7 separate regions of the Homo sapiens genome follow, and all the other regions are linked to region 5. A link is a loop called in an ENCODE intact Hi-C map of the cell type or tissue named here. Cell type or tissue: GM12878. All regions are shown on one strand.

Region 1 (4,000 bases), 420 kb before region 5:
CTTTATTCACTCAAAAATTACTTACCACAGATCTAAATACAAGAATCGTAAGATAATATTTTCTTTCTCTTCCATTTAATGAATAACTGCCTAGTAAAATACAAAGAAAAAGGAACCCATGCCTGATATGGCATTGTAAAGATCCATGAGTGGCCCATACCTCTGGGCTAACAGTCCCTCGCCAGAGAATCTGATAACCCAGGCAACGATCTGGACCACATCAACCACTCTTCAATTCATTCAAGCATTTACTACTGTTCAACACAGTTTAAGGGGGACGGGGGGGTGGGGAGGGGTACATTATTTCGGACTGAGCTCCTGTACTAGGCCCCAGTAGACCACACCAAACCAGAATGGAATCACTTGTGGTAACTACCACTTAAACTGAACTCAGCTGGGTACGGTGGCTCATGCCTGTAATCCCAGCATTTTGAGAGGCCTAGGTAGGATTATCTCTTAAGCCTAGGAGTTTGAGACCAGCCTGGGCAACACATGGAGACCTCATCTCTACAAATAATTTAAAAATTAGCTAGGCATGGGGGCCCACTCCTGTGGTTCCACCTACTCAGAAGGCTGAAGCAGGAGGATCACCTGAGCCCGGGAGGCTGACACTGCAGTGAGTGAGCTGAGATCACTCCACAGCACTCCAGTCTGGGCGACAGAGCAAGACCCTGTTTCAAAAAAAAAACAAAACAAAAAACTGCTCTGAAACAAGCCAGTTTTCTATTAAAAACAAAAAACAAAAATAAGAGATTCATGGCCACCAATCAGAAGAGGCCCAGTTTACCTGAGCTGGGATAATAAGAAAAGTTTCCTCTGTTTTAACCCTGTAAGGAAAGTAATTCTGAAATGACCAATCTGCTGTTCATTCTTTATTTCTGCTTTCTTCAGCCTTTTTTTTGCCTATAAAGCCAAGCTCCTCTCCTCAGTTCACTGGAACACCCATCCTGTTTTACAGAATGAGGTACGATTCAATGCTAGAATCACAAATAAAAGCCAATTAGATCTTTATTTTTAATTAGATTTTTAATTTGCCTTTTGACACTAGCCCACTATTAGGCATTAGAAATATAACTATGAATCACACAAACGTAAAGCATTATATCAAAAAATACCACACCACAAGCTAGAAAGTGTTAAGTGGAGAGACACAGGAACCCTCCCTACCATCTGAGAGGTATACAGTCCAAGACACTCAGCAGATGCCTAAAACTGCGGATAGTACTAAACCCTATATACTAAATTTTCTCCTATACAGACATACCTATGATAACTTATTTTATAAATTAGGCACATTTAACTTATAAATTAGGCACAGTAAGACTAACAATAACTCATAATAAAATAGAACAATTACACCAACATACTGTAATAAAAGTCACATGAATGTGGTCTCTCTCTCATGTGCATGCACAAAATTATCTTAATATTTTCAGACCACAGGTGACTGCCAGTAACTGAAACTGCGGTAAGTGAAACCTCGGATATGGGGGGACTACTGAGCATGGAAAGTGCTACGACAGAAGACTGGTTCCAGCTGCAGTAAACAAGAGAGGAACAGTGACACCAAGAGACTGATTTCTGTCCTTTGAGATGCAAAGAGTATACAAAGTCAACATGAAGATAAACTCTTATCACCAACTAAATATTGTGCTACGAGAGGTAGTCAAAGGGCCAGGGCAGTGGCTCACACCTGTAATCCCAGCCTTTTGGGAGGCTGAGGCAAGAGGATTGCTTGAGCCCAGGAGTTTGAGACCAGCCCGGGCAACAGGGCAAAATCCGTATCTTAAAAAAAAAAAAAAAAATTAGCTGGGCATGGTGACGCACACCTGTAGTTCCAGCTACTCAGGAGGCTGAGGTGGGAGGATCGCTTCAGCTTGGGAGGTCAAGCCTGCAGTGAGCTACAATCACACCATTGCATTCCAGCCTAGGTAACAGAGTGAGATCCTGTCCCCGCCACAGACACACACACACACACACACACACACACACACACACACACACACGAAAAAAAAGAGAAAAGAAAAAAGAGAAAGTCAAACAGCTCCAGATGGAGAACTTGCTCCTGAAATAAAGTGTGTGTGTATCCACCTGTCTGTCTCCTGTGAGGCTACAGAAAACTCTGAGCAGTTTATTTAAACCTAAGTTTCCCTAACTACAAAAATTAGACTGTGAGAATTAAATGAGCTAACCCATGGGAAGAGCCGTCTACCTCATTTAGCAAGCAATAAAGAGCACCAAGTACTGTTACTGCACCACCAGGTGCCGCCCCACCAGCCTGAACAACCCACCAGAGCTGGGGCATGTTCACTGCATCTCAGTACCAATCCCAGGGTTTCACACAGAAAGGAATTCATGGCACCCTCTCAATCAATGTGGATTCAGAACAAAACAAATAGTAAACAAATGAGCAAACAAAAACCTAAAACCAAGATGATTTAAGTTCAAATTGAGTTCTACTCTTGCATTTGCCTAGTTATTCATTACCACAACAAAAAGTGAACTACTAGAAATAAAAAAATTTAGAGGTTGAAAATGGTTAGAAATCCGTAGTAAATATAATTGGTTTCCAAAGGAAAACTCGATTATCTAATCGATGTTTCTGCCTTCGGGTAACAGTTAAGCTTCGTTTTTTAATGTTCACAGTAGACAGGTCTGGCCCCGGGCAGCCACCTGTGGATCCTAATACTTTGATCCCTAATTCCATTCTTCACTGTGACAAATCTTTTTCTTTTTAATTCCAGCACTTGGCACAATACTTGGCACATAGACAACACTCAAAAACATTTGTGAAAGTTATTTTTTTTCCCCAAATGCAGAGGTTTAAAAAAAAATGCATCTTCCTAATCTACTTCAACTAGAAAAGCTGAACTTGCCCCGTATTTAGTGACCCTGAGTTGCCTCTGTGATCACCACTTTTAAGTGCCACACAAGCATGAGCATGAGAATTTGAATCAACAGTTGTTTCAACTCCACCAAACAGTTAATGAGCTTCTTTGTAACGGGCATAAAAAGATAAAATAATAATAACTTTCTCATGATAAAACAAGGCTTCCAGCTTGAGCAAAGACTGCTGACTAGAACCAAGTAAAGAAGCTATTCAGCAACATTCTGAATAATCTACCATCATTAAATACAAATGTGGACTGGTACCAAGGGCATCATTAAGCAGTTTTCTTTAGCAATACTCAAAGGCAGACTGAGAACTGGAGGAAAACCAGGGGCCAGCAGGGCAGCTGGACAGAGGGGCAGAGGTCCTGAGGGTGGAAGCACTGACCAGAAGGAAGGGCCTGAGGACAGGAAAGACAGGGAGAGACCAAAGGACCCTGGCGCCTCTGTCCAGGATTGTGCAGAGAACACAGATACAAGATCACCAGTTATGAAATACCAGGATTCCAGAAGTTTTAAAACTCCCCTGTTCTAAAAAAGTGGGACACTGTGTCCTTGGCTGATCTTTTGGCACTTTCTGTTGCTCTTGACCCCACAAAGATTACAAAAACAGTGGCTTCCAGGGAGGCCCTTGAGATGACAGTTTAAACCTTGAAACAAATCCAACCCAAGTAAAAAGATTTTCTTGCCCAAACTACTTTGTATTTTTCTCTGCTTTAATTACTGAACCCTATAACTAGAATTCATCCCTGATTCAAAGAGATGCTAAAAATAGCCTATTTCAGAATGTAGAATGAGAAGCATCGTGTAATTTTGCTACTAAATGGACTCCTTCTTTTTTTTATAGTTCAGTAACTTACTCTTCAAATACATTTATTTTTATCAACCAAAAAAATGCAAAGCACTTCGGATGCACATTAAACAGTAATTTTCAATACTAATTATGTATTTATAAGTTTATAAGTGAAATCTCAGGCATACACCAACCTTACTTAAAAACAGCCGCCTGACTCTTTCCCCCTAATCATGACCTTCATTAAACAGCTTTGATTGCAAAGAGTACCACCTCATTTACATATGATGAATGAATTAAAGCTCTTATCCAACAGGC
Region 2 (4,000 bases), 220 kb before region 5:
TTGGTAGAGGGTGGTACAGTGCGGGTGGTAAGGACAGAGCGACTCAGGATATGTTTTCAAGGGACAGTTGGCAGGATTTGCATATGGAACAGATGTCCTGTGTGAGAGATGGTGCCAGGGCTGCTGCCTGGCCTGGACAGCCAGAAGGGGGGAGGGTGCCAACCCCCTAGGCTCAAGCGCTCCTTCCGCCTCCTCTAGCTGGTTGAGTCTGTAGGAGGCGGTGGCTGGAGGCTGGAGTCACCTTTCTGGACATGGACAGATTCAGTCTAGATAATATGTAGGAATGAGTCAGACAGGACAGGGAGGTCTGGACTAGAAGTCTGAGAATTATCAGCCTATTAAAGTCACGAGCCTGGATGGCAGCACCCAGGGCATAAGTGTAGATCAAGAAGCCAGGTCTGAGATGGAACAGGACCCATGCTCTCAGGGAGCTTCCATTCTACTGGGAAGAAACAGAAAATTGGCAAACAGATGTCATCAGTCAGGTCTAAGTGTTATGTAGAAAAATAAAGCCGGGGGAGGGAATAGAAAATGCTGGCAGGCATGTGGATGTGGATGGTACTTATCACAGATGCAAGTAAACGCAGGAACCTGGCGCTCAGGGAGAAAGCTAGCTGGATGTACACTCAATGGTCACCTCCATGTTTAATGACAGGAGAGGAGATGGCGCAGGATCACTCAGGGAATGAGGACAGACAGAGAAACAAAAACCTGAGAATTGAGCCTTCAGGCTCTTGTACCGTTAGAGTGGAACGGTCCACTCTAGAATGGGTTTCGCTTTTGGAAATTCACATAGGAAACTCATGTCAGTAGAGTAGCCCTCCCTGAAGGGCAGAAAAATACTCCAGAGGATTCTCATATCCACTAAGCTTGAAAAACCTCAGCTTTAACGGTAGGGAGCAATATTAGAAAACAATGAGAATGGACAGGAAATAAGAAGGCACAGTAAGAGGTAAAATTGACAGAAATCAGCTCGGTGCAGTGGCTCATGCCTGTAATCCTAGCACTTTGGGAGGCCAAGGCGGGCAGATCACTTGAGGTCAGGCGTTCGAGACCAGTCTGGCCAACATGGTGAAACCCTGTCTCTACTAAAAATACAAAAATTAGCCGGGTGTGCTGGCGGGCACCTGTAATCCCAGTTACTTGGGAGGCTGAAGCAGGAGAATCTCTCGAACCTGGGAGGCCGAGAATGCAGTGAGTGGATATCGCGCCACTGCACTCCAGCCTGGTGACAGAGTGAGACTGTCTCAAAAAAGAAAGAAAGAAAGAAAGAAAGAAAAAAAACCCAGACCAAACTATGGAAGGCAGGGAGCTCCTGAGGGCTCAGGAGGGGAACTCATAACCAGGTCCACACATCCTGAGAATGCGTTGGGGCAGGAGGACTTAAAATGGAAACATGAATTCAGCTCCTAGAAATTACCATTACTGTACTGTCGGGCCTATAAGGACAGAGATTCCTCAGTGATTTTGTTTTAGAATGTTTTTATATCATTGAGTTGGGTTTTTAAGAAAAAAGTTAGTTTTTTTTCCTAATCTTCTGTATTTTCTGGAGGAGGAAAATTAATTATTAGGGATACAACAGTCAAATCCTTCTCAGTACAACACAGAATAAATTAGGAATGATTCCAGCGATTGAAGGCTCACCAATATCTTCCAATTAGATAGGTGTCTGTGTTTCATATCTTACATTATGGTACCGAGTATAGCAGGAAAAAAGGATCCATATCTAAGACTCAAGTCAGTACTCTATTATGGAGACAGACACATAGATATTCTTCATGAAAAGTGAAGAGATTTCTTCAGAGGCTACTTATTAAGGCATATTTTAAAATTAAAACAAAAACCCTTTGTACATATAAAAAAGACAGCTGACTCCATGTTTTGATTTATGAAAAATAAATTTATTACATAACACCTTGTTTTTAACAATGTTCAATTATTTTTTATTCAGAATACTTGTGTCATTCATGTAAAATAGTTTGATACAGTACATTGTATGTTATAGGTTTTTTTTTCCTCAAAAATTCTAAGGCTCTCCTACTCCTTCTCCTTTGCTGAAGTAAGGGCACCCTAAACAACGTGCGAACAAGTTTTCAAAAGGAAAATTAACTGAACGAAATTTTAATAGCACTACACCAACCAGCTTTAAAATCAGGACGAAAATATTTGAATTGGATGCCGCACCTTTTTAAGGAAGTTATCATTCATGCTTTTTTCATCTTAAAGCATGCTCACAAATCAGCAACACCAACAGGAAAAATAAAACACTGTCTATGACAATCATTTTAGTTTGTTTGCTGAACCAAACAGGTTTATATCAATGACAACATATTTAATTACTATCAAATAGCAGCTTTAATACCAGTCAAGTCATAGATTGAAAATAAAAACAAACTTATAAGTTGGAAGTTAATCTTTGGGAGTTTTGAAACCTTTCTGGAAAAACTATGTGGCTTTTTGTACTTTCAAAAAAATCCAAGCAATATTCTTGGTCAGAAAACACTGATTAATGTAGAAAATGAATCAGCCCACTGATAAGACACTAAAAAGAAAGGTGTACCAAAATAATCTCATTTCGAGTCTTGGTTATTTCGTTAACATATACTGTATGTTTCAAGTACCAGTTAAACTTTGTGTCTGTGTGTGTACTATTGGTCAGATAATGTTGTTACACTGAAAAAATTCACCACATACAAAGACAAATGCTTGCCCCTAGCACATTCACAGCTTCAACTGCTACAGACTGTCACTGAAAAAAATGCATTGGTCAGTCTGAACCATGTCAAGTAAACTATGGAAGTAGCAAATCCACAACACAAACTGTGCTAGCACTTTCTTTTCAAGTCTAACTCCAAAATAGGTACAACTTGGAAGCCACTACCCCAATCTGTGAAAAGTGGTGGAACTTGGCTACTGGACATTTTGAAGATGTGGTTGTACAGTACATTCTCATGGCCCATACCAGGTTCCCGCAGAGAGCTGCACAGTCAGCCCTGCAGCATTCGCAACAGTGCATGGACAAGATTCCGATGCAGCTCAGTACCGATGTGTCTGATGTGAGTACTGTGGAGGCTGCTGGGAGGTAGCTGAGTATCCCATGCTGCTCTGCGGCTGTGATGTGCTTGGTCCAGGGTTGGGATAGGCAGCATGTGGATTGGAACGCTGGAAAGGAGATGAGGGAAAAGTGTGATTCAGGTGCTTCTAGGGGAAGCTCAATCCCAATATGTGACTGAAGTGTCATTATGTTTCAAGGAAGAAAGGATGTATAGGTTTTGTGCTATGTACTAACTTTATAATTAAAGACAAAAACCCCAAATATTTTAACATCCTCTTCTCTTGAGGAAGGTCAGAAATATTGCTAGTAAATAATATTAAGCCTAGGCTTATTACTATGCTGTGCAAATACATTTTTTTCTACAGGAGTAACCCCTTTTTATGCTGTTTTGTATCTACTTGGTAAATTTGCTTGAGATGTTTACCCAGAAACTTAATGATGTATACATAAAAAATTCAAAGCTTATTTACATGCTTTCTTCAGTAGAAAACTCACCCCCACACACATGACTGAAGAGTAAAAGTGAGTATGATAGGAGAAGGTATCACAGAATCCATTTCTTTGGCATTAATACATTTTTATGCCCTTTAAACTATTTTTTTTTTCTTTTGAGACAGGGTGTCACTCTATCATCCAGGCTGGAGTGTAATGGTATAATCATTGCTAGGATTATAGGCATGCACCTCCATGCTCAGCTAATTTTTAAAAATTTTTTTTGAAGGAACAGAGTCTTGCTATGTTGCCCAGGTTGATTTCAAACTCCAGGCCTCAAGTGATCCTTCCCCTCAGCCTTCTAAACCACTGGGATTACGGGCATGAGCCACAGTGCCTGGCCCCTTTAAGCTACTGAATCTTATTTTCTGCTACAAGTTTATATACAAAAGTAAAAATATAACCACAGTAAGAAGGACGGTATTCTCAATTCTAAAATGGCACAAAGAGAAA
Region 3 (4,000 bases), 690 kb before region 5:
ACTCATAATCTTACCACTTCAAAAAAGTCACCGTTAATATTTGATGTATTCCTTCTCCTCTTATTTTATACATCAAACAAAATTGCTATCATACTATCTGCATTTAGTTTTATACCCTGATATGATTTCACTCAACATTATATTGGGAGTGTTCTACCAGATCATTAGATATTCTCCAAAAATGATTTTTAAATATTTATATAAAATATATAATTGCAATTATTTGTATATGATACATAATTATAATTTTATAATATTTAGAAAATATTCTTAGTACAAATGTATCATCATTTATTTTACCATTTTCTTAGTGCTGGCCATCTGAAATGTTTCCAAATTTTCACTATTGTAAATAATAACACAATGAGCATTCTGGTCCATTTATTTGCAAATGCTCAATTTAACTAGCAGGACATGCAAATGTGTGTTTCAGGACAAGTACTCCACACTGGGCACCTTACACAATCAGGAGTTGGGAGCCTGGGTTCTGGTCCCACTTTGCTATTGTGTGACCCTGCAAATGGCTAGCATTTTGTAAGTCTAAGCTACAGCCATAATTTACCCTTTATGAACATTATTCTCCCTCATATCTCACAGCACTTTACAGTTTTTATTATTTTTGCCTCTACACGTGTCAAGTGAGAATATATCTGGGAATATTTAGTGATGATAATGAAGCAACCACTCTTATAAATCTTTACATGTGGAACTTCTAAGCTGTGCTCATTAGTAAGAACATTAGACTTAGATCACTGCTAGCAATTAACAGCAGACAACAATAATTAAGAAGCAGAACCATCTGAGATGAGATAGAGTATAATGCATGATGAGAGAGGGAGAAATGTATGGCAAGTTTGAAAGAGCAAATCCAGATTCTCTGGCTAAAAGTCTCTGCATTCAAGGGCGACTACAGCTAATACAGGGCAAAAGAAAATAAAAGCTAGAGTAATTGAGGCTGCCAGTGATCCCCTGGGGTCTAGTGAAAAGGCTATTATTAGACCTGCTTATTGTCATGCTTTAACACTCTCTCCAAAACTCTGGCCCAGAACTGCACCCACAAGGTGACTGGTGGTTTATTCCACAAAGCCCAGGGAAAGAATCTATGTCTCAATCACATTTTCTTCTTGGTTATGGAGAGATTTAAGTATAAGCAAAGAATGGAGCAGTTCCGTATGATCACTTTTGATAAACGGTGCTTTCCCCACCTTTGGTTTCATAGCCTAATGCCTGACAATCACCTTAAAGTCTTTTCTGGGCTAGCAAGATGCAAAGGGGTGAGGGGATTTGGTATTTAAGTGTCCTAGAGCCAACGGTGCTGCCTCCCAATTCCCTTCTCATTGAATCTAGTGGGATGATTCATCCGGCGGAGAGGCCCTATCACTCCAGGTAGTTTATGCTACTGCTGCAGTTCAGAAGACAGTAAATGGGCTGGTGGTTCACCGAGGGCCGCCTCCTCTGACTGAAGCTCCATCAGGACCACGCCAGGGAAAGTGAACTGCATGTCACTGTTGTCACACTTGGAAAGGGGCATCGCTTCTGCTATTCTACAGCACTTCTTGAGATATTGAAGTAAAAGTTTTAAAAGATTAAGAGAGACTGGGGCACGCGGAGAATCTTCTCCCCACGGTAGGGCTCTTTTCCATGCTGAGCTTGCGATGTGACTGCCAAACGCTTAAGTCCATTAAAGCAATAACCACCTGATTCCTTCTCATTAAAGGCATAGTGCTTTTCACCCAGAGATTTCCTCTTGTGGAAAAGGATTTCTGCCAAACAACGCTTTGCATGTAAAGTTTGCTTTGCAGAGACTTGGCTCTCAAGGCCGAATTGGGCAGCTCCCGGTGCTGAACACAGGCGTTGAGCCAACACCAGAGGGCGCCATTTCCCCTGCATCCCACGAGCAGCGGCTACTCAGGGTGGCGGATTCTGGCTTCTCTCTGGGTCCCAGGGTTTATGTCACGTAGGGCATGGCTTCATAGGAAAATGTTCTTAAGGTCAGCCAGGCAGGGAGATGAGCAACTCTGGGAGAAAGTAAAAAAGCAGAGCTGTTGGTGTTTTCCCATGCACGGTCACAACCTGTGCGCCCTGGGGGACAACGGAAGCCTGCAGAAGCTCAGCCCTCTCCACGCAAACCCAGGCCACAGATCAAAGAGGGAGCAGTGTGAGATCCCATCGCAGCCGAAGGAAACTGTCACCAGGACACTGGTCTCAATGCAAAACAGGCTTAGGCAGTGGTCAGAAGGCACACATGTGATTTTCTTTTTCACCGCTGGGCCATGCTGCTGTCTTCCTGCTCCTTTTCACCGGCCTCAGGAGGCCTGCCTTTCACCTGGGAATGGTGACTGTCCTGTGCACGTAGAGAGCGGCCGTCAGAGCTTTGGCAGGCGCGTTGGGAAGGCTTCTCGTTCATATGTTATAATATTGATACTAACAGCCAGAGCAATCAAACCCCTGCTGTGGGCTTGACATTCATTATCCCTCATACCCACAGCAAAGCTACAAGGAGGAATGAAGAAGCGGAGGCTCCAAGAGGCTGATGGCCTTGCCCAAAACTACACTGGAGTAAGTAGCAGAGACAGAAACGAACTCCCAGTCTACATGGCACTAAAGCCACGCACTTTCCACACCATATTGCATCCCAGTGATCAATCATTATGTGTTAAGGACAGCAAATGATTATCCATGCAATGAAAACTAGGAATAATTTTTTAAAATGATAAACCTCCCTGATTCACACTATTATGGATGTCCAGAAGAAAATAAACCTATTCACAAACCAGAGGCAATATCCGGCTAATGACCTTGAGTGAGGTCAGCACAATTACTAAACAATTTCACCAAAGAATGAGAATTGTTCCCCATGGTAAACAAGCCTGTGCTCAAGTTAGCAGGATACAGTTCCCTAGAGATTCCCCACTCCCAGCTATCCCTGGGGGCAAAGAAGGCTGTGTTGGTCCCTTATTTTCTCTCCCTTAAGGGCATAGTCTCAAAAGTGAGAACTAGAAATGTGGGAAGATCTACATTTGCAATATTACATTCTAAAAGGAAGTAGTAGCTCACTATTTTCCCAGCTTGAGATGTATATTTAATAAAAGGTTCACCACAGTCCGCATGTAGTACAGGTCAAACTTCTTCCTGAGAACCGATGAGCAAATCAGCTAATTAGTGTCCATTACAGGTGAGGGCTGCTGGCTGACTGCTGAGCAGATGTGGCCTTCTCCCCAGGGTCTGGGCTGCAGTAAGAAATAGCTCAGTCTTTCGAGCTGACTGCTGGGTTTAAATTCTGCCTCCATTTCCTTCCTAGAGATGAGGCTTTTGAGGGCTCACTAACTTCTCTGTGCCTCAGTTTTTTAATCTATAAAATGGAGATAATGGTCACACCCTCCCTTGAAGCTGTTGTGAGGATTAAATGATCAATGTATGAAAAGATCTTAGAACAGTCCTTGGCACATAGTCAGCTTTCTTTAAGGGTCAGCCATTCCATGAGGGTAGGGGTGAGATGCAACTAACAATGTTAATTTCAGACAGGTCTCTCCAAAATTAGGTAGGTCTTACAAATCATACCAAGGACATTTATTATCATTTCCAGCTGGCTGAAAGCAAGGCACTTCATCCATACAACAAATTTTTGAGCAGGGAGCTTAACTAAGATGTGTATAGACTGACACCTCCCACACACCCACCCTAAAGTTCTCAGAGAAAAAAATAAGTGAATAGACGTGTAACTACCAGAAACATTTATTTATCTGACACATATTTGTTGAGACAGGCACAGTTCTTGGCCCTGGAGACATAGTACTGAACAAAATCAAATTCCTGCCCTCAGGGAGCTCCCAGTCCAGCACAAGAGACTGACAATAAGCAAATAGACAAGATGAATATATAATGCCACCCAGAGGGATGGTAGGGATGTTACAGACACACAGCCAAGTAACTCTTCTCTGCAGAGAATGCTGTGAGGGAGACAGCCAGGAAATCATGGGAAGGAAAGAGTGTTTCTGGG
Region 4 (4,000 bases), 310 kb before region 5:
GGCACCCCCTCCAACCCTGCCTTGCGCTAGTCAGGTCTAGAAATGGCACCTGCCTTCCAGTTGGAGAAAGCAAATGTGTCCCCGCATTGCCCCATGTCACTTCGGGGTATATGGACAAGTCTTCTGGAAAAATTATATTCTGTTGTGGACTCAGGGCAAGTATGGATGCAACTTTGATTCCAAAAGTGGCTCCACTGGGGCTATCAATTTTCACCCAGTTCTTGCCACCAGAGGGGAAAGGCCCAGCCTTCAGAGCTCCATGAATTCTGCTGCCTGATAAGTTACTCACAAATTGCCGGGCTATCAAGGGAGAGTTGGGGTTTAAAGCATCTCTTATTGGCTGCCAGCCACAGTTTCGCATACTATTGGAATTCAATATTAGCAATGACTTCTTGGAGACAGGAAGTGTCTGAAATTGCTCTGTCTAGAAAAGTGTGGGTTGATGGATTTCTTAATAAATATGTAGAATGAGAACTTCTGTGAATCCGTGCTGACTAACACTGGATGGTACTTATACTGATTGTGTTCTTGGTATTCCAAAGCCAAGTCAGACCAACCTGTAAACCAAATGTTTTCTTGTGGGAGGTAGAATTGCAAGGGCTTGCCAGAGCCAGCGCTTGCTGGGAAGTGAGCTAGTGCAGCTCTCAAACTCATCCGCTTTCTCCCCAGAGCTGCTTGATTCATGCTGGTTATCTTGGAGACAAAACTAAAGCTTCTGGTAGAAGTTGGATTTTATTTATTTAAGACTATTAGAGGACCGAGATTAGAGGGTGTGTGGCCAGATCGGGTGCATGTTCTATGCAGGTACTGGGGATTCAGTAGTCAAGACAGCCCCGCTCCCTGCCCTCGCAGACTTAGTCCAGAGATGACACTAAAGTGTGGTCATTACCATCCTGCAGGGTGTCCTGGGGGTTTCAGAGACAGGCTCCCTTAAGGAAGTGGAGTGATGTCTAAGGGATATAGATGATGATCCCTGAGGGACATAGACTGCCCCTAGGTGATGAAGGTGAACGAGTTTGTGTCTCAGATGGAAGAAACAGCATACTCAAAAGGCCAAACATAGGACATGGCACAAAAGGAGTGGGCAACCAATGACCAAGTGTGAGTCGGGGAGCAGGGTTGGTTGAAGGAGGAGATGGTTGATAGGAGCAGGAGCCAGGCAATGGAGATCTTGGAAGTTGGATAAGATTCTGGACTTGATTCTAGAGCAGGGTTTCTTGGCTTTGGCACTACTTACATCTGGGGCTGGATAATTGTTTGTTGTGAGGCAGGGCAGGAGGCTGTCCTGTACATTGTGCGATGTTCTGCAGCATTGCTGGCTGGGCTTACAACATACCAGTGGCGCCTCCCAGTCATGACAATCAAAAACGTCTCCAGTCATTGCCCAGTGTCCCCTGGGTGATGAAGTTGCCCCCTGTTGAGAATCATTGCTCCGGGGCAATGGGGAGCCACTGAGGGGTTTTGAGCAGCAGCTGATAGCAGGAACTCTGCAGTCTTCATTGCTACAGCCATTTCCTCTCCGCCTTGGGCTGAGCTTCTCGTGAGCATCAAAAGTTGTAGGAGAAAAAGAGCTGATGTGCCTTTCTGCTATGGGTATTTTTCAGAACTGAAACTATTAAAACTTTCCTCTTCTGATGAATTGGTATTCTTACTTTTATAATATAAAGAACCCTATCCTTTTCCCTCTTTGCTTTGGTGACCAGAGAGCTTAGAATTACTGTTTCTACTCAGTTGCATGGGCCTCTCTGGATCGGTGTAAGTCTAAGTTGCCTACCCAGGCCCAGCAGTTTGCAGACATCAGTCAAGTAGAGGTGGGAGGGCGGGGGCGGGCGCCACAGTGCCTGGAGGCTGCAGCTCTCTGTCTTCCCTCCAGAGGGCAGCAGGCCCTCAGCTCCCACTATGGGGCCATTGAATCTTTGGATTGTTCAAGAAACACAGGAAATCCAGATTTCTATGTAAAACCTCCCAAGTTTATATATTGGCAATAAATTCAAATGTTCAAATGTCTGTAAGACAAGTACCAGGCCAAATCAAATTGTCTTGGGGCTATTTTCTGCTCGAGGGCCAGTTTGTGACCTCTTTTTTTTTTTCTTTTCTTTTTTCTTTTCTCTCTCTTTTTTTTTTTTTTTTTTTTTTTTTGAGACAGAGTCACTCTGTCACCCGGGCTGGCATGATCTCAGCTCACTGCAACCGCTGCCTCCCAGGTTCAAGTGATTCTCGTGCCTCAGCCTCTCAAGTAGCTGGAACTACAGACACCTGCCACCACACCTAGCTAATATCTGTATTTTTAGTACAGATGGGGTTTTACCATGTCGGTCAGGCTGGTCTCGAACTCCTGACCTCAGGTGATCTGCCCATCTCAGCCCCCAAAGTGCTGGGATTACAGGCGTGAGCCACCGTGCCCGGCCTCCAGTTTGTGACCTCTTGATGGGTGTTTTTTGTTTTGATTTTTTAAAAAACATGTATTTTATATATACACACACATATATAATTTCATTTATTTTATTGCTTTGCTTTTTCCATTTGCTTCTGTTTTCATTGTTTTAATTTCATTTTGGGGGAGGAGTAGGGGATTGTGCTAGGGTATCTTCTCTTCACTCTCCCAGATCCATCTTGCAGCTTCCTCCACTTTGCTCTGTGTCCTGGGAACGATCAGGCTCTCTTGCTCTGTGACTTATGTTGGGAGGCCCTGCCAGCATCTGCAGGTGGGAAGGAAGTGAGGCTGGAATACAGATTCTCCAGCCCACTCCCTGCTGGGGAGGCTCAGGTCCTGGCTCAGGGCAGACAGCCTTGCCTCCAGCTGTCCTCTCCAAGCTCTGGATTCTGCTCCTGGTCCTGGTCCTTCTAGGGCGGGTGAGCTGCGGAGCTGTGGCATCTTCATCCTCACCCTGTTGGTTTTCCTCAACCCTGCCTGGATCTTCGTGCATAGCCCCTTCATTAAGCTTCCCTCAATTATCTGACTTGAGGGTTTTGTTAGCTTCCTACCAGGGCCCATGGCTACTAAAAAATAAGTAATTTAGTGCAGAACACAGGAAAGTTGGGGGGTTGTTTATATGAACAAAACATAAATAATAGACTGGTCTCAGAGGATGTGTATTGGCCGTAAGGACGGGAAACCATAACTACATCAACAGGGAACGTGCCTAGATTCCCATTCATCAGATCAAATCTGCTTCACATGACGTGATTTTGAACCTTGACTTAAAGTAGCTCATGCCATTTTCATGTAAAACTGTGTTTATCCTGCAGGAAAAAACATGGGAAATGTGCCCTAGAGGTGAAATGTGTGAGGAATGTCTCAGGAGCCTCATGATTGCTGTTCTCAGGAGCCTGTTCTCATGATTGCTTATTTTCTGTCTCCTTTCCTGGCTTCTCTTTGGCCTCTCGCTCATGGAATGCAGTCTGGATGTTTCTAGGCAGCACAGAGTAGAGGTTAAGATCAATTACCTTTAAATTAAGTTAACATTTGTGCTGCTGTCTTGCCTCTTATCATGTCACCTGTATAGCTGTGGAGAAGGAAGCGATTCCTTCTCTCTAAGTTTCAATGCCCTCAAAATGCAACCTCCCAGGGTGGCAGAAAGGATGAAAGAAGCAAACGTAAGGAAAACACTTATTGCTCCTGGCACATGGGGTGCCCAGTAACTGGCAGAGATTATTAACAAATCAAGCCCTGTTGCCCAGAAAGCTGTTAACTGTTAACAGTTTGTGCATTAATGTGAACATCTGCCCATTTACAGTACGCAATAAGCTTCATTTGGTGCAATGACCTTGAAGCAATGCATAATTCTAATTGTTCTCTGAATCATCAGAGAAAGATTGAGTGAAATTCAATCTAGTGTTCAATATATTCTTATTGCTTCCACATTTGGAAAATTCCTCTCATATTATCCATCTCCAGTCCTTTGGCACTCCTCCCATGTCACGTTTCTTGAGGATTGCAGATAGTGGTTCTGAGACGACATTTGCAAATCCCATTAGCAGTCTGCGATTACAGTCCCTC
Region 5 (4,000 bases):
AGGAAGCGGGGACAGCCCCAGTCCCGGACCTCAGGCCAAGCAAGGCTCTAGAAAGGTCCCTGACGCTTGCCGGGCGCGGTGGCTCATGCCTGTAATCTCAGCACTTTGGGAGGCCGAGGTGGGTGGATCACGAAGTCAGGAGATCGAGACCATCCTGGCTAACACGGTGAAACCCCGTCTCTACTAAAAATACACAAAATTAGCCGGGCGTGGTGGCGGGCGCCTGTAGTCCCAGCTACTCGGGAGGCTGAGGCAGGAGAATGGCGTGAACCTGGGAGGCGGAAATTGCAGTGAGCCGAGATCGCGCCACTACACTCCAGCCTGGGCGACAGAACGAGACTCCGTCTCAAAAAAAGAAAAAAAAAAAAAGAAGAAGAAAGGTCCCTGACGCTTCCCTGCCCTCCCCGGAGCCGGCGCTCTAGCGCCCCCGGGATCGACGGTCAGCACAGCGAAGGAACGCGCTACCTGTGGCCGAAGGTATAGCGCCGCTGCGGGCCCTGTGAGAGCTGAGAAGACGACGGCGGCCGAGGAGGCCCAATTCCGAGGCTCGGCCCCGTCAGGGTCCGCGCTGGCGGTGTGCGCGTGTACGTGCGCTCGTGCACGTGCATGTGTGTGCGCGCGCCCTAACAGACCTGCTCCGAAGCGTCTCCGCTGACTGCCAGTCGGTAGCGCGACTGGCTGCGGGGCCCACGTGCCACGCAGACGCCCCCCGGCGCGTCCCGCTCTTGCTCTGCGGCCCAACGAGCGCGTTCCTGCCGCGGGACAGCCTTGCAGAGAAACGCGGTCTTACACACGCACTGGCCTCCCGGTCTGGGTTTTTAACTGCTCAAAGCTCCACGCGCCCTGGCGTCTCCACACGGCACTCCAGATGTGTCAGATTTCCAGAAATGTTTTGATCGCTTGCTTTCACTTCTCTTTTTAAGATCTGTTTTTGAACTTTTCCTCTGCGTTGTGTGTATCATGACTCTGACACGTTTTAGGGCCGCGAGGCGGGTGATGAAGCTTTGACATGGGCGCCTTGGTGAATGACCTGAATTCTTACTCCCGAGTAAATCGTCTGACTGGCTTCCCTATCGCATTTTAGGGTTAAAACATACATTTTGTGTTTGTTTCATATCTATGTTTATGTAGACTGCAAGTTTCATAAGGGCACGGGGTGGGAGGGGCTATGGCTCTTTTGCCTCTTACTGTATTTTCAGAACCTAGCAGAAGCTAGGACATAGTGTGTGTTCTCTAAATAGATATTGAATGTGAGGGAGGAAGGAACTTTCCAGAAGTGTGACCTTTGGTTTTGGAAAGGCACAAGGTTCGTAGTTAGGCGTAGAGAACACAAGTTTAGAATCATGGCCTCTACACTTCTGTTGACAATGCATTACTTTAAGTAACAACTTTTTTTTGAGACAGGGTTTCGCTCGTTTTGCCCAGGCTGGAGTGCAGTGGCACGATCTCGGCTCACTGCAACCTCCGCCTCCCGGGTTCAAGCGATTCTCCTGCCTCAGCCTCCCAAGTAGCTGTGATAACAGGCGCCTGCCACCACGCCAGGCTAATTTTTTGTATTTTTAGTAGAGACGGGGTTTCACCATGTTGGCCAGGATAGTCTCGATCTCTTGACCTCGTGATCCGCCCACCTCGGCCTCCCAAAGTGCTGGGATTACAGGCGTGAGCCACTGTGCCCAGCCAAGTAACAACTTTTTTTAAAAAAAATGCACTTCAAATGTATATGTATATGTATTTATTTATAAGTTATAAAAATGTAATGCATGCTCATATATATATTTATGTATTATTACAAAGAGCACACCAAATAGAAATTTTAAAAAGCTAAAATAAAAATAATACCTTGGTCGGGGATGATGGCTCATGCCTGTAACTCCAGCACTTTTGGAGGCCGAGGCGGTCAGATAGCTTGAGCCCATTAGTTCGAGACCAGCGTGGGCAGCATAGTGAGATCCCATCTGTACAAAAAATAATTTGAAAAAATTAGCCGGGCATGGTGGTGTGCGCCTGTTGTCCCAGCTGCTTGGGAGGCTGAGGTGGGAGAATGGCTTGATCCTGGGAAGTTGAGGCTGCAATGAACCGTGTTTGTGCCACTTCACTACAGCTTGGGGTGGCTGAGTGAAATCCTGTCTTAATAGTCAATCAATCAATCAATCAATAAAATGATAACAATACCTACAAGTTCTAAAATAATTTCCTGCAGCGCACTTTGGAGCTCACTAGGTAGACAGTTTGTAGGGAGAGGGCTGCCCTCTACTGGTGGAGGGCAGCTAAGGACATTTGCTTTGGATCGCCTGCCTTCTGCAGGAGTCCACAGATTTATCCTTTGTGGCCTGCACAGTGTGTATGCTTAGCATTCAATCTACGTTATTTTCACTCATAGAAAATGTAAGGTGAGGCATTGTTTTAAGCCAGAACAGCTTTAAAAGGCAGAGATACTCGTATTGTGCAGTCATTATGGACCAGGAAACGTTGAAACATCTGCGAGTAGAAGTGACTCAAAACTGAATGTTCGTCTCTGTAACATCATGGCCAATACTCAATAAAGGGGAAACAATTAGATAATCTGTTCTCATATGTCAAGTCTTACAAATCTTTTTACTTTGAAGACAACTAAATTATACTGTTGTAGTTTTGATAGCAGAATATGCCCTGCTGATTTTTAAGCCTTAGAGACTTCTAGAGCAAAAAGCATAAAACAGATTTTTATACAACAACATGTCTTTTTCACTTGAGAGTTCAGTGTTCGAAGACTTTTAAAGTGCCTTTATGCAGAGGCTAAACTGAGGGAGACTGATTAGAATATAATTTGAGGCGGCCGGGCGCGGTGGCTCACGCCCGTAATCCCAGCACTTTGGGAGGCCGAGACGGGCGAATCACGAGGTCAGGAGATCGAGACCATCCTGGCTAACAGGGTGGAACCCCGTCTCTGCTAAAAATACAAAACATTAGCCTGGCGTGGTGGGTGGCGGGCACCTGTAGCCCCAGCTACTCGGGAGGCTGAGGCAGGAGAATGGCGTGAACCTAAGGAGACGGAGCTTGCAGTGAGCCGAGATCGTGTCACTGCACTCCAGCCTGAGCAACAGAGCGAGACTCTGTCTCAAAAAAAAAAAAAAAAAAAAAAAAAATATATATATATATATATATATATATATTTTATTTATCTGCTGGTGGAGGGCAGCTCCACCAGTATGTATATATATGAATAATTATAAAAAAATAAATATTGTATATATTACATATATAAATAAGTATAAAAAAACCTATATTTTATATATATAAAAATATATAAATAATTCGAGGAATATATTGTAGATTTTTTATGAATTTTCAAGCAAAGTAATCTATACTTTCTGTGAGAATATGAGTGAAAAGTATAGCACAGAATGCAGTTAACCATGAAATTGTTTGCTAAGCTGCGAATTGTATATATAAATAATTCAGTTGCTATTCTGTATTAGTCCAAAACTATTTTTTACTGCATGGCTAACATTCCATTTTACCTTCTCAGTTTCACTTCTGCAAAAAGTAATATGTTTCAGAATCTGTTTAAGCTGCTCCTACCTTCAAGTTGCTCACAATCTACTATGGATATACGCAGGGAGGCAAATGATCATAAGTGAATTAGAGTCCTGATCCCCATCCTATCTCACAAATAAAACACCTACCAGCAAATATACACAGATGCCCAAAGTGTCTAGGCAGAGTGGGGAAAGAAAGGAAGGAAGAAAAAGTAGAATTGCTTTACATGTCTCATTGATTTTGAGCTCCTCACATTGGCGCTTCTAAATTGTGAGGCTTCCTTCACAATTTATTGTATTTCTCTGTAATGTCATGGTCAATACTCTATAAAGGGAAAACAATTAGTGAATCTGTTCTCGTGTGTCAAGTTTTACAAGTTTTTCCCATTTGAAAGCAAACTGAATGATACTATTGTAGTTTTGCTGATTTTTAAGCCTCAAATACTTTTAGAGCAAAAGCATATAACAGATTTCTATAGAAC
Region 6 (4,000 bases), 190 kb before region 5:
TATTTGACTGTCATCTTCAATGCAAATCAAAATATTTTATAAAACAAGGACTAACTTCACAAGAGTAATAGTGCTAATAAAAGATGACATTTTCTTTTTATAATTCCCTCTTATTTTTCTCTAATCCATTCTACTAACCCTACCTTTTGCTTTCGTCTATTTCTATTAATACCAAGTTAAACTAAAATGGTCTTTCGTCAATGGTCTATCATCAAACATATTTAAAATAATAAACATTGTTCAGATTAGCTTTAAATTAGTATCCTTAAAACCCAAGGGTTTTTTCTTTTTTTTCTGCAGATACTATGGGGTTTTGAGTTTTTAAATTACAAAATTCTTAAGCTGCCTATTTTAGGCAACTGAGGCATAGCACACTAGTTTAAGTGCTAAGAGATCAATATGGGATAGAACCTTCTATTTTCACTGACACAAAGATCATTTACTTCCTGTAGCAGAGCCTAGCACAGGCAATATTACTTCCTTAAAAATGCAACATGGATGTACAGTACAAAAACTGCATGGCAAGAGAAAACACACTTTTCAATTGCTGGGCACAGATACAACTTACTTCTAATAAAGAATGTGTACACATATTAACATGTGTATATATTTTTTAATAGATGGAAATGGATTTTTTTCAAATCTGATTAATTGCATTTTTGAAAAGCTGTAAAATTTTATAACAGTTTAAACAAATTCTAATGAGTCAAGTAAGAAAGAAGAGATAACTAAGCTGAAGACTAGAAGGCTGAATAACATCAAGGAGACCAAATGCATCTTAAAGGAGAAGTATCAAGGCACAGAGACAGTATCGAAAACTTTTAGCTTTCAAAATAGTTCCTTTCTTTCATTATTATTAATTTAACTTGATGTATTAAAAAAGCGAACCTAGCTTACATTGAAATCTGAAAATCACTCTAATTCCAATTATTATTCTAAACGATGTTAATTTATAGATTTGGTGGTATAACAAAACTAACTTTGCTTTGTCTACTATCTTCCCAAGTATTACTTCCTTGACAAATCTAGATGTTTGTGTATTACTTTTACTAACTATACTGTATTCTTCTATTAACAGACACTTGGTTATGCCACTCCCACCCCCTACTTTTTTGGCAGTAACCCTAACGATGTTCCCATTGCCAGTGTAAAATTATGCTCCTCGCCCATCCCCCAAAGCCCTGATACATGCACCATATAATTTCCTTGGGATAAAATCTCAAAAGTAGAATTATCAGATCAAATCATGCTAACAGATTTATTGTTCTAAAACTGGACTTTTAAAAACTTTTTAAATGTAATAGTATCTCCTATAAATCATATTTTATCAGTTTACAGACATCTTCATTCTGTTCTACAGCCATAGATGCTCCATTGTGTGCATATTTTATGTCATAGTTTACTCAGTGTCATATGCTTGCCTGCTTAAGTGGTTTCCAATATCTTGTAATTAAGAAACAATGCTGCAATGAACTTTGTGCATATATGTTTACACTGTTGTGGTATATTTTTAGGACAAACTGCTAAAAGCAGAATTTACTGTGTGGAAAGATATATGCATAGGTAGATTTGTTATGTATCATCAAATTTACTTCTCCAGGTGTTGAATCATTTTGCATTTCCATTTGCAATATAAAAGGGTGTCTGTATCTTAAGAGTGATAGGCTATCTTTTGGCAAGCCTGGACAGTGAGCAGGCAGTGAAGCTGGGCAACATCCTCCTCTTCATCAACTCCAAAACACAGTACACCTTGGGTTTTCAAGAGATTTTCGTGTTTTGTTTTCTAAGCTTCAAAGGTAATACACGCTCAATGGATAAAATTCATAAAATGAAGAAAAGCACAATGAAAACAAAATCATCTATGATCTCTGAACTAACAATGATCACTTTAAACGTTCTGGAGTAATCTTTTTGGTTTTTTTCTCCTTATAAAATTTAAAAGGCATCAAACTAAATATATTGTTTGCATCCTTCTCATTTAGTATTATATCATTAAAATTTTTAATCTGGAAATTACTCTTCTGATAGAATCTTTACAAAATTACTTTTCTGATATGAATTTACCATAATTTATATAGCTCATTTCCTATTAAACATTAAGGTTGTTCCTAGGTCCTTAAATTTAAAAAAAATGCCTTGAAAACATTTCTGCATGCATCTATCAAAAATTCCTAAAATTGCTGGGTAAAGAATATAAACATTTTTAAGGTTTCTTGATACGTATTAACAGATTTTGCGAATTCAACATTATCATTTCTAGAAATAACACCATCAAGTATAATAAAATCAATCTGTAAAACCAAAAGCAATGTATATCTCATATCTACATCATATAATTTTATTAGCTTGATATATAATGTAACATATTTTAATTTGCATACCTTTCATTGGTAATCATATGACTTACTCTGTAGTTTTGTTTTATTGACAAGACTTTTATTAAGCTAATATATTCATGTTGATTATATTCTAGATAGTAAAGGTATATTAAATTATTTTTGCCATTTTCCTAATATATTGCTTTTCTCTTGCTATTAAATCTTGTATTTACATTTCATATACTATAAGAGTGTTTTTATAGAGCTTTTATATTCAGCCTATTTATCATATCTTTAGTGATATTTGTCAGTTCTTAAATAGGAATTTACCACCTGCTGTAGCTGGACTAAATATGCTAATTTTCTTATATACATTTAATATACTGTGATCCACATGGGCTAGACAATAGTTTAATATACAAGTAATAATAACAAAAATTTAATTAAAGCAAGAAAATTCTTCTCCCTACTTACTGACGATAATGAGCAAGGCCCTTCTTTATTGTGAAATAGCTTCTGGATTCTTATAAGTTCTCATAATCGCATGAATCTATTCATGAATTTTTTTTTGAGATGGAGTCTCGCTCTGTTGTCCAGGCTGGAGTGCAGTCGCGTGATCTCCGATCACTGCAAGCTCCGCCTCCCAGGTTCACGCCATTCTCCTGCCTCAGCCTCTCGAGCAGCTGGGACTACAGGCACCCACCACCACGCCCAGCTAATTTTTTGTTTTTTGTTTTTTTTTTTTTTTTTTTTAGTAGAGAAGGGGTTTCACCATGTTAGCCAGGATGGTCTCAATCTCCTGACCTCGTGATTCACTCACCTCGGCCTCCCAAAGTGCTGGGATTACAGGCGTGAGCCACTGCGCCTGTTCCATTCATGAAATTTTTTAACACTTCTGATACTTAAAAAAACACACACTATCTCTTTTCCCCTCTAGAACATAACATATGCTTTTGCAGGAAAGTTAATTTTCAAATACAATTAAGGAAATACAATTAGCTACTCAAATTTAACTACTGTTTTTGATAAATTTTTTTGTTGATATATTTACACTGTATTTTATTTCCAGTATTTTATAGTCTGCTTTTGTCTGTAACACTGAAACATTATTTAAACTTATCAAAATTTTTAATGACTACATAACAGTTGACCTTTTCTATGTGTCATAATTCAGTGAAACTATTCTCTAGTTGTTAGACATGTAAATATTTTATAATTTGTAATTAGTACCATCAATTCTGTGATGGCCCTTGCACCATTCTTTATAATATCTTTAAGAAAATTTGTTAAAAGATTGTTATATCAAAAGGAATGATTTTTTTTTTATTCTTGATAATTCTTGCTTTCTAGAAAGGCTGTAATTATGTCCAGCAGTTAGTGTTCCTTCATTCATACAGCACAGCAAAGGCCAATTATCTATCAGGTACCATTCTTGGCATGTCATAGTGGGTAACAAAACAGACACTGTATCTATCACATAAGGAAGACAGACATTAGAAAATGCAAACAAATATATGTAAAAAAAACCCTACCAATTATGATTAGTACAATGAAAGAAAAAGAGAATTAGAATAATGGGGGCACTAGTATGTACAGGATGGTGAGGGAAGGTCTCTCTGAGGTGACGTTTAAGGATTGAAGGATGAGAAGGAACTAGCCAGAGGAAAGGGTTACTTACGTAT
Region 7 (4,000 bases), 71 kb before region 5:
CCTACTTACTAATCTCTGGGCTCTCAACAAATGTGCCCCAAAGAAAGTTGGCAGTATCTCTCTCTCTCTCACACACACACACACACACACACACACAAACACACACTCATTCCTCACTCATAATTATCTATTCTTTGGAACATAGATTATAACAGATTAAAAACCCTGCTAAGAAAATGCCTTTTGTTTTTCTTTTTTGAAGAAAAACCTCTTATCCCAAATTGATATTTTAAATTATCCAAACATTCAGTGCAAATATTGAAGTCTAGAATTTAAAAACACAAATTGTTTTCTGTCTTCTAACGCTCTCTTACTCTTTAAAACAAAATTAGTTTGGTTGCCTAAACTCTGCAAAGAGGAGATACAATCAACTCAGAAAGAAAATGAACCCCCCTGCTTCCCACTGAGTACTCTTTAAGTGTTCAGACACAAAGGACACTATCTCATTTACGGCGACACGAGTGAGAACAAATTAATCCCAAGATTTATTGTGCATTTCTTTAAACTCTATTATAATGTGAAATTAACAAAGTTATAAAAGGTCCCTTTTCCCTACTATGCAATCATGCCTCAAGTAAGTCAAAGAAATGAATCTTTGAAGCTATTTTATTTCCTAAAACTTAATAATTTAAGCAGCTAACTTCTCTGGTCTAAATTATTTTACCAATTATTCATGTTCTATGCTCACTGGGCAACTGAAAGGATACAACGTTTACATACATTCATTTCAATAGTCAAATATGTCTAAACCAAGCTTATTTGCGTTACTTCCTTTTATAGAAAATCTCAGGTTCTCCTTAAAGGTGTTACTGTCTGAGTTCCTAGAGAACAAATCTCAGCTGCAGAATATATAATGTAATTTGAAAGTAAATCAATACTAGAAACAAATTATTTGATCATCATCTTATTATGAAAGATTAAACAGCCACAAATTTTATTTTACCAGGACTAAAATGCATTAAATTACATTTCACTGACATAAGATCAAAAGAACCTCATAAATACTATGCGATACTTTACCAGAGTGAGGTTACAAAGAGAAGTCAAACCGAAAAAAATCCCTGTAATTTTAAAACTCTCTAAAACTATCTCTAAAAGATAGTAATTTTAAAACTCTCTTGACATTTGATCCATTAAAAATAGAAGTTCATCACATAAAGAGAATCATTAAAGACTGATGGAAAACAAACTCCAAGGATTACAAATAATAAGTTCTTTTTTCCAAAATGCAATGTTACTTTTCAGCTGTCACAGATGACTAAGAATGTCCATACATTATACCTTCAACTATCTTTAAATTCAAAGATATTGAAATTATTCTTTCAAATTATTCTTAACGGCCTAAATTAAAACCTGACCATAGAGATATAAAATGTGCTTAAGTACCCCCTGCCAATACACAGTATTAGTTTTCTAATAAAATGTACAACGTTAAAACAAATATGCATATTTTATTAGCTTAAATTGGTAATTTATGAAAACAGAACCGGCTTCTCTCACACAGATTAAAAATAATGCAAAGGCGCTAGAATTTTATATAACATGTCAGTTTGGTCAAATGTACTGTAATGTCTAATCTCATGGGATTGGGGATTTTATGAATATGCCCAAAATTACATAATACTGGGGGAAGGGGAGATGGTTTAAAGCTTTTGAGAAATATTGTATGGTGAGTTAACAAACATAATTTTAAAAATATATGTCATTACAGAGTAAAACTTCAACAATAAGTCTAATTAGACAACAACAGAGTCAGCAATATCTCCAGACGCTGATTTCTCCAGTGTCACCAGACTATCCATTCCGCTAAAAAGTACTTTTAAATACGTGCGGCGCCCAGAATATCAAGTTTTCAAATCCAAATCCCTACCTTCTGCCGATCTGTTCCACTTTACTGTTGCATAAAAGCACTAAAATACACATTCTAAATTAATTAGAACTCCTATCTTCCTCGTAGAGTCCATTGTAAATACTTTTAGAAAGACATTTCAGTAAATCTAAGAAAAATGTCCAATAAATATACACTTTCCTTTCCAACATCCAGAATACTAAAGTATTTGTAAATATGCGCCCCCCTACCCCACAGTAGGGAACTTCAGCTTTATGAATTTTTTTTTCGTGCTAATGTAGTCTGAACATACTCTCCTACCTAATTGGAAATTTTAAGTGATTAAACATCATACAGCAGGTGACTAAACTGGGATGCTCAAGTAAAGCTACTTCGTTTCTAATAAAATCCAAGGATTATATAATAAGCTTTGACTTTTCAATAATTTTCTATTCTGTCAAAGGCAACAGAGACAACATCCATTTTACAAGAAAACATGGAGTTAATAAAATATATTTTCCCCCCAACTAAGAATTGCCTTCTCTTTTGTCAATATTACAAGACATTCATCTACTGACAAAGAGAAAAAATGAACAATTCACTTGCCTGTTAAGAAACTAAATTGGAAGCATTACCAGTCATAGGTTTAATTAAGTTGTTACTAGGGAAGAATATTTAAAGCAAAGGGATTATTTAAAGTTCACTGCCAGCCGCTAAATTTGGGGGAAACCGCCTGAACGAGATAGTCCCTATGTCACTTGCCTTCTTCCCCACCACCCACCCTGCACCAAACCCCCATTGTTCTATGTAAAAATTCACAGCTAATAATATCTAAATAGCAATTGCAACATTTATGTTGCAGATGATCACTATGGGGAACTCTCTCCAGAACCACATTCACTCGCTGCCTTCCTTTCCTCAAATAAAATACAAATTTGATAAAAAATCGATCACAAACTGGTGGGGGAAAGGATCACAGCCTTCCTTCTAGACCGATGGATGACACTCCAGAGGCGGGTGAGGAAATCCCCAGAAGGTTACCATAATAAATCGACCAAGGAAAAAAAAAAACAAAAAACATTTAACCCGGCGTTTTAGAACGAATTTTTTCATGAATCAGCTTTGAAATCCTTGAAAAGTATACAGCCCACGGTGCAGAGGCTCATCTTGCCTCTTACCACCAGAGCAGAACACAGACGCGGCACGCAGGATTTCTCGTGGGTTTGGATCCCTCGTACACCACTTCCTCCCCAAACCTGGCTGGCGGAGCCAGAGGCCGGCGTCGAGGAAGTCAGAGCCCGGCACCCCGGCGGCCCGCTCTCCCTCCGGGCTACCTGCCTCGGCCTGCGGGAGCGCCGCCCAGCGCGGACACCGGCCCAGACACACACACTCACCCATCTTTCCTCTTGGCTTTGTAGACGTGACCATAAGTGCCTCGGCCAACTTTGCAGCCCTCGTATTCAAACAGGTCCTCGACCCGCTCCCGCTCGCTGCTCAGCTTCACTTTAAAGTCATAGTCCATTGTCACAGCCTCTGAGGCCGGAGAGCTGGGTCGGGGGGCCGGGGGGCAGGGGTGGGGACCGGGGAAGCACGGGCAGCCGCAGCCCCCGGGAACCCGCCCGCTCTACGCCCGCCGGCCGCAGCACCAGCCCGACTGATGCGGCAAGAGCAGGAGGAGGCCCCGCGAAAGCGCCAGGGACATCCAGGGGGACGGCGGGGCAGAGGCCGGCCGGGGGTGGAGGAACGGGGAGGATCCCCCGGCGAAGGAGAGCCGAGGGACGAGGGCTGGGGGTGGGGAGCGGTGTCTCTGCCCTTGTCCCCGCGGGCTCCCTGGGCGCCGGCTCCGCCGCTCTCTCCGGCCGCGCGTTCTGCTCCTGCTGCGGCGGGAGCGGCGGGGCGGCCAGGCGGGCTCTCGTCCTCTCACACGCGCACTCACGCCTCACGCTCTCACACACACGCTCACACTCACTCACTCACTCACTCTCCCATACACTCAAACAGAAGGGCAGAGCCGCACAACAGCCGGTACCTCCTCAAAGAGAGGAGGAGGGAGGGCACTCGCGGAACACGGCCGCGGCTGTCGCAAAAACGTCGCGAAGCCTCGGGCTGCCTCCGGGCCACACTCTAGCCCGCTCCCGCGGTGGCTGGCCGCCCCTGCTGGCGCTGGCACCC

The links. Hi-C counts contacts between places; a loop is a spot of excess contacts. Peaks named below come from ENCODE experiments on the same cell type or tissue, not always from the same donor. Only the 100,000 strongest peaks of a DNase experiment are listed, where the experiment ranks them.
Region 1: a loop joins it to region 5, with 2.9 times the contacts of the local background. A loop is called at or near these places in 6 of 110 quality-filtered maps.
Region 2: it touches region 5 in a loop (2.3-fold over the local background); 4 of 110 quality-filtered maps call a loop at or near these places.
Region 3: a loop joins it to region 5, with 4 times the contacts of the local background. A loop is called at or near these places in 8 of 110 quality-filtered maps.
Region 4: a loop joins it to region 5, with 16 times the contacts of the local background. A loop is called at or near these places in 99 of 110 quality-filtered maps.
Region 6: a loop joins it to region 5, with 2.2 times the contacts of the local background. A loop is called at or near these places in 10 of 110 quality-filtered maps.
Region 7: a loop joins it to region 5, with 3 times the contacts of the local background. A loop is called at or near these places in 30 of 110 quality-filtered maps.

What each region holds. Positions count from the first base shown.
Region 1 is chr13:26,604,328-26,608,327 of GRCh38, reverse strand. All of the region lies in intron 1 of WASF3 (WASP family member 3), which reads right to left. Among named protein-coding and RNA genes, the nearest start is that of WASF3, 49 kb to the right of the region's middle. In GM12878, a CTCF peak has its summit at 2,268 (motif pointing right); no DNase peak of the experiment used is centred here.
Region 2 is chr13:26,403,118-26,407,117 of GRCh38, reverse strand. CDK8 (cyclin dependent kinase 8) reads right to left here. Exons shown (of 13, transcript NM_001260.3): 13 at 1,880-3,162. The coding sequence ends at 3,037. Among named protein-coding and RNA genes, the nearest start is that of CDK8, 150 kb to the right of the region's middle. In GM12878, no CTCF peak of the experiment used is centred here; no DNase peak of the experiment used is centred here.
Region 3 is chr13:26,870,935-26,874,934 of GRCh38, reverse strand. No RefSeq gene overlaps it. Among named protein-coding and RNA genes, the nearest start is that of GPR12, 110 kb to the right of the region's middle. In GM12878, a CTCF peak has its summit at 1,859 (motif pointing right); a DNase peak (open chromatin) is centred at 1,935.
Region 4 is chr13:26,494,662-26,498,661 of GRCh38, reverse strand. No RefSeq gene overlaps it. Among named protein-coding and RNA genes, the nearest start is that of WASF3, 61 kb to the left of the region's middle. RefSeq lists a silencer at 1,783-1,952. In GM12878, a CTCF peak has its summit at 1,876 (motif pointing right); no DNase peak of the experiment used is centred here.
Region 5 is chr13:26,183,144-26,187,143 of GRCh38, reverse strand. It overlaps a transcript of RNF6 not described here. Among named protein-coding and RNA genes, the nearest start is that of RNF6, 37 kb to the left of the region's middle. RefSeq lists enhancers at 730-779, 830-999. In GM12878, CTCF peaks have their summits at 447 and 2,245 (motif pointing left); DNase peaks (open chromatin) are centred at 553 and 2,213; H3K4me3 peaks cover 1,420 bases; H3K27ac peaks cover 1,053 bases.
Region 6 is chr13:26,373,089-26,377,088 of GRCh38, reverse strand. All of the region lies in intron 4 of CDK8 (cyclin dependent kinase 8), which reads right to left. Among named protein-coding and RNA genes, the nearest start is that of CDK8, 120 kb to the right of the region's middle. In GM12878, no CTCF peak of the experiment used is centred here; no DNase peak of the experiment used is centred here.
Region 7 is chr13:26,253,992-26,257,991 of GRCh38, reverse strand. CDK8 (cyclin dependent kinase 8) reads right to left here and starts at 3,863. Exons shown (of 13, transcript NM_001260.3): 1 at 3,223-3,863. The coding sequence starts at 3,350. RefSeq lists a silencer at 3,259-3,858. In GM12878, a CTCF peak has its summit at 2,102; a DNase peak (open chromatin) is centred at 3,921; H3K4me3 peaks cover 3,715 bases; H3K27ac peaks cover 1,312 bases.